Linked DNA regions of Mus musculus: region 2 is linked to region 1. A link is a loop called in an ENCODE intact Hi-C map of the cell type or tissue named here. Cell type or tissue: heart. All regions are shown on one strand. Links, peaks and the distances in the headings refer to the core of each region. The heading gives the core; the rest is flanking DNA. Region 1 holds the start of Faf2 (Fas associated factor family member 2). Region 2 holds the start of Simc1 (SUMO-interacting motifs containing 1).

Evidence for each region. Peaks named below come from ENCODE experiments on the same cell type or tissue, not always from the same donor. Only the 100,000 strongest peaks of a DNase experiment are listed, where the experiment ranks them.
Region 2: it touches region 1 in a loop (2.2-fold over the local background); 1 of 42 quality-filtered maps calls a loop at or near these places.

The regions. Positions count from the first base shown.
Region 1 is chr13:54,620,059-54,622,961 of GRCm38, reverse strand. It overlaps Faf2 (Fas associated factor family member 2), which reads right to left and starts at 1,178. Exons shown (of 11, transcript NM_178397.3): 1 at 1,059-1,178. The coding sequence starts at 1,121. In heart, for the core only: a CTCF peak has its summit at 1,280 (motif pointing right); a DNase peak (open chromatin) is centred at 1,201; H3K4me3 peaks cover 1,603 bases; H3K27ac peaks cover 1,620 bases.
Region 2 is chr13:54,501,867-54,504,769 of GRCm38, reverse strand. Simc1 (SUMO-interacting motifs containing 1) reads right to left here and starts at 965. Exons shown (of 10, transcript NM_176987.4): 1 at 766-965. The coding sequence starts at 894. It overlaps LOC115486438 (a long non-coding RNA gene), which reads left to right and starts at 456. Exons shown (of 3, transcript NR_168901.1): 1 at 456-1,001. In heart, for the core only: no CTCF peak of the experiment used is centred there; DNase peaks (open chromatin) are centred at 459 and 1,039; H3K4me3 peaks cover 1,512 bases; H3K27ac peaks cover 1,298 bases.

The DNA.
Region 1 (2,903 bases), core at 309-2,808:
TCTTCTTTTTTTTTTTTTGTTTTTTTTTTTTTTGTTTTTTGTTTTTTCGAGACAGGGTTTCTCTGTGTAGCCCTGGCTGTCCTGGAACTCACTCTGTAGACCAGGCTGGCCTCGAACTCAGAAATCCCCCTGCCTCTGCCTCCCGAGTACTGGGATTAAAGGCGTGCGCCACCACTGCCCGGCCCCAAAGTCTTCTAAATACCGTGTAACACCCATAAACTCAGTTTACCTCCTAAAACATCCGCAAGGGAATAGACATTTTGAAGTTATATGTAAGAACTAAGGATACGGCTAATGCCATGGTTACCACCACCCGGGTGGCATCCTCCCACCAGACCCTCCACCTGATTAAAGTGCTTAGAGCCTTTTTTTTTTTAAAACAAAACAAAACAAAACCAGAAACATCCACTTAATGGGGCGGGTCCTGCAGGTTGCCACCCTCCTCAAGCAGAGTCAGCCGTTCAGGAGCAAGCCGAAGGGCAACAAATCCAGTCAGAGGCCTTCGATGATACTTCATGTTACATTGTTTCCTCCAGAGGCGTCCTCCCACATTTCTAGGGCAGGTGCCAGGTCTGTGTGTGGGCGCTTCTTTTCCCCACTACAACCACCCAACACGAGCCCTAGGGACCACCGAGAGACCCCCAGCAAGCGTCGGTGAATAACATGGGATGGTGGTGGTCTGCGGTCCAGCCCTGCAAGCTGATGCCAACTCTGCGATTGGGGATCTGAGTTATCTCTAGCACATCCCCACCAATCGATGGGCGGAGAGGGTCTGGCGGGTTAATCAGGCCGGCAAGGATTGCAGACCAGCGACGCTACGGGAAATCAAGGCAGCTGACCCACTGTGGTCGAGCCCGGCTAGCAGAGGTGGCTGGAAGGCTGAGGACCCACAGAGGTTGGGCGCCGGGGAAATCCGGGCAGTTGGCGTCTGGGGGGGAGGGGGCCGCCTGCGGGTTTGAAACTGGTCCCAACCCCAACCTGAGGATGGTTTTGCGCTCCTCTAGGGTCCCACTCCCCATCCCGCGGCGGCCTGGGCTGCACCGAGAACTCGCTGCTACCTGAAACTGCAGCAGCTTCTCGGTCTGCTCCTGAGTTAGATCCTGCTCCTCAGGCGCCGCCATTTTGCCGCCGCCTCTACGCTCCTGACCCGTCCGCACCGTCACCCGCCGGAAGTGATCTCAGGTGTAACCACTTCCGGCCTGAACCGCCGCCGGGACTCAACTGCGTCTGCGCGCGCTAACTCGCGGGCACCCTCCCCGCCCCCTTCCGAATCTCGCCACCAGAGGGCGACGTTCGCGTGTCTAGGCCGAACAATTCAGGACCCTGCCGATCTATCTCCCAAAGATCTAAAATTGATGAAAAGATGACAGACCCCAGAGGGTCAGTGTACCTCCAGGAGCTCGAGAGAGTCCCGCAATTTGGCTGCTCCTTAACCGTTTTTTTAAATTATCTACGATATTCTTGAAGATTTCTCAGGAAACGATTGCTTTCACGAAATAGCGCCAGTTTGATACTTAATCCTTTCATAAAGTTGGTCTGCCTTATTAGGGGAAACAGTGGTGAGGCTTTGTTGTCTCTTGCTAGGAGTGTCTGTAACCAGGTTAATGGTGCTTCCCAGACACTCAGCTCTGTACCTCGTCCAACCTCATGCCCAGGCCACTCGCCCTTCATCCCTTTGACAGACCAAAGATAAGATAGTTGGTCTGAGTCAAGGAAACTTGACTTTAAGTGTGTATGATTCCTTGCATACGAAGGGTATCCTGGAGCAAGCCACCTAGACTCTGTTACTTTTGGTTGAACGCGATTGACTTAAAGCCTGCCCATTCCTCCTTTGCCTTTTCCTGGGCACACTGCGGTGGCCAAGACTTGAAGATCTTGAACTCAAGAGCAACCTGCACTACATAATGAGACCGTGTGTCAAAACGACAACAATCAAAGGAACAACACACACACACACACACACACACACACACACCCCGAGTGCATTTTATTCCTAACCTTTAGGCCCTTCTTAGCCTAATATTGTCCAATAAAAACGTGAGCCACACGAGCAATTTTTTAATAGCAGCCATACTAGGGAGAAGTGATGTTCTGCTGATGGGAAACTAAATTATTAGTTCATCCATTACAGAAATCAGAATAAAGACTCCCCTCACAATTAGTTAGAACTGTTATACAACCCAGCTACACCAGTTCTGGTGCACACTTCCAAGAGTCAAAGTCAGTTTACTATAGACATACCTGTAATTCACATACTTACTGATATGCACAATAAATCATAGACTCAGCCTAAGTGTCTACCAGTAGATGAGTGGACAAAAAAAAAAAAAAAAGTCTGTATATAGCAGGGCATGGCAGCACATACCTTTAATCCCAGTACTCAGTTGGTAGAGGCAGGTGGATCCCTGAGTTCCAGGTCAGCCTGGTCTACAAATCAAGTTCCAGAACAGCCAGGGCTACACAGGGGAAACCCAGTCTCAAAAACAAAACAAAATTCTAGCACTGGAGAGATGGCTCAGCAGTTAAGAGCATTGTCTATTCTTCCAGAGGACTTAAGTTCAGTTCCCAGCACCAACATGGCAGCTCGAAAAAGTCTAAAACTCCAGTTCCAGACATTCATAGGTGCAGGGAAAACAACAATGCACTTAAAATAAAAAAGTTTGCCAGGCGGTGGTGGCACACGCCTTTAATCCCAGCACTTGGGAGGCAGAAGCAGGCAGATTTCTTAGTTCGAGGCCAACCTGGTCTACAGAGTGAGTTCCAGGATAGCCAGGGGTGAGTTTAGAGGAGCTCTGAGGACAACTGGGGACAGTTAGTAATGAATGCAAATTGGTTCTAGGATCCAGGAGCTACGCAAACACTAAATGACTCTGTGATTTAAAGGACTCATTGCTCTTGCAGGG
Region 2 (2,903 bases), core at 89-2,588, 120 kb after region 1:
CATATTAGGAAGAACAGAGAAGGATCCCTTGATTTTTGAAGCCACAGCATGTAGATCATGGTAGGGGTCAGGTCACTAAATTTCTGTGGAGAGTTCTAGAAAGCCAGAGACCACAGATATTTTTATTCCATCACTTCAGGAGCAGGGACAAAGATAAAGAACCGAAGGAAAAACAAAGGTGGGAGTGCCCCGCCCCCTGGCTTTGTATGTGATTCGCATCTGCAAAGCAAAATTAACTGTCCTTCTCCACAACTCAAAAATCGGGGCCCTAGCTCAAGAACTAGGCCCTGCAGCGCAGCCGCCACCATGCCAAGGGCGGCGCTTCCCTCGCTCGCAGCCGGGGCTCCTGTTACCTCCTTGCACACATCTGTGCCCATCATAAGCCAAACAATTACGCGCTCCCGCGCGCCCGCCTCGAGGTCCGGGTGGCGGCTGCGGCCTGGCCAGGACCCCCCACTCCTCCCGCTGCCAAAGCTCTGGAGCCAGCTCGGGCCGGAGGCCACCGCCGGCCACCGCTTGGCAGCTCGCACTGGTGCTCAGTGTGTCGCCCATGTGCTCGGCCGGCTCCGCAGCACAACCCTGTAGGGCTCAGCGCTGGCCAGCCCGAGGCCTGCCTTGCCAGCGGCGCCACCGAGCTCCTCGAGGCCCGAGGCCGCCAAAGGCGGGAAGACACGGCGGCGGGGAGCCAGGGTCGCAACGCTGAGGCCCCGAGGGGGCGACGCTCGGCTCCCGTCGGGCGTGGCGAGCGGCAGTGGATTCACTCACCACGGTTCGGCGGGGCAGCGCGCCGGGGGTCCGAGACAGGGCCCGGCGCAGCCTCCGCGCCCTGCCCGAGCGGGTCCCGGCCGAGCTCTCGGAGCCACTGTCGTCGGAGATCACGATAAAGTCCTCCATGGCTACGGGCCCGGCGGAGCCACGCGCGAGCGGCGAGCGGCCCCGGCGACTCCGACTCCGGTTCCAGCTGCTGAAGCGACTGCAGCGAAGGCGTCGCAGACACCGGGGTTAGTACCCCGCCGGCCCCGCCCCCTCCATTGCCCCGCCCCCACCGCGCCCCGCCTCCAGAGGACCGGTCCCGCTCGGAGCCCCGCCTATCTCGGGGGCAGCCGCGCGCCCGGGTCAGGGCAGTGTCACAGAACCCTGGAGGAGCCAGGCTCCCTTTCCCTCAGAGAAGGAGAGAGAGGGAAGAGAGGGAAAGGGAGGGATAGAACCGAGGGGCTGGGCCGCATGGTCGGCGGGCTTGAAAAACGCTGAGGTTGAGAGGTTGTCCGCCGCCGCTCTCAACCGATCACAGTGGGCAGTGCTGGTGACGAGCCCCTGGCTGCAGGTGTGAGGACTGGAGTGAGCTGATGGAGCCTCTGATAGCGCATTTAATTGACCCGGTAGTGGAGCCTGCACCTGGCAGAAGGAGCAGTGACGCCTTCGGGTTAAAGAAGCCCTGAGGGGCTGAAAAGGGTAACCTGAACCTAGGGTTTTATTGACTGGGGCTTCTGGCTGAGATAAGGGAGAGATACCCACTCTTGTGTGTGCAGGTAAATCCGTGGGATAAATTCCCAGAAGCAGGTTTATTGGATCAAATCTATGTTTTTATTGTTATTTTGACAAATGGTACCAAATTGTCTTAAGTTGTGCCGATTTGCGGTTTCACCAACAATACGTGTCGCAGGAATTTAAACTGTCAGATGTAAGAGTTTGTTGAGTTTCTAGTTGACAGAAACCACTGAAAAGGCACATACAGAGAGCTATGAGGTCCCAGAGTGCCCGTATACTCCAATGCTGTGAGCAAGCAGAAAATATAGGGATAAAATTGTATCCCCATCAGAGGGAAATATGGGTAAGTAGTGAATTCTTTGGTTGTTTTGTTGAAGGGTAGGGACATTAAATCAAAATAGGGCCCATGGCTATTTTAAAAATGTGCAATACTGACAAAACCCTGCTGCTTATGCTCAAGTAACTTCAAAAAATAGAATAATAAAATGTCTTTAACAAAAAGGGGGGAGTTCCTAGAGGCAAAGCTGTTGTGTGCTGTCTAAGCAGCGTGTGATGCAGTGTTTTCTAATCTTTAGTGAACTTCTGAATCAGCCAGAGAGTGTATAATAAAGTTTGCAGGACTACACACCAGTGTTTCTGACTGAGAAACTGAGTTTTGGGAGTGAGCCCCAAATTGGTATTTCTCTCAGGTTTCTAGGTGATATTGACATTGCTTAGAGTCTGGTGAACACACTTGAAGGTTCACTGCTCTGAGTCAGGCATCACGGTGCTTGCCTTGAATCCTAGCTCTTGAAAGGCCAAGGTCAGCCAGGGTGAGAGAAAGGGAGAGGAAGGAGGAGGAAAAGGAGGAGGGGAGAGGGAAAGGGGAGGGAAGGGAAGGAGAGAGATCACTGGCCTGTTGGGCAAATAGCTTGACCACAGGTTTCAGATGTTTTGGTCCAGTGGGTGAATTGTTATAAAGGGATACAGTAAAGTAAGTTTCCTGTAGTGCTATCAAGCATCCATCTCAACACACACACACACAACACACACACACACACACACACACACACACACACACGGAATCTAATCTAGGACTCCATACAGGCTAAGCTATACCCCTGTCTCTTTGACTGTGGTTTTTCTAATCAGTTATCTCTAGCGTCTAACTGCCTCTTGTTCCTCCACTCAGCCCTTAAATCTTTATTTTTTTTTCTTAGTCCTTTGGTTTTTTTTTTAAGCTTTTATTAGATTTTTAAATATTATTTTATACAAATGAGTGTTTTACTTGCATGTATGTTTGTGCACCACACAGATGCCTGGTGCCTTCAGAGTTCAGAAGAGGGCATTGAATCTCCTGGATTTGAAGTTATAGGTGGATGTGAGCCACGTGGGCACTGGGCACTGAACCTAGGTCCTTTGGAAGAACAAGTTCT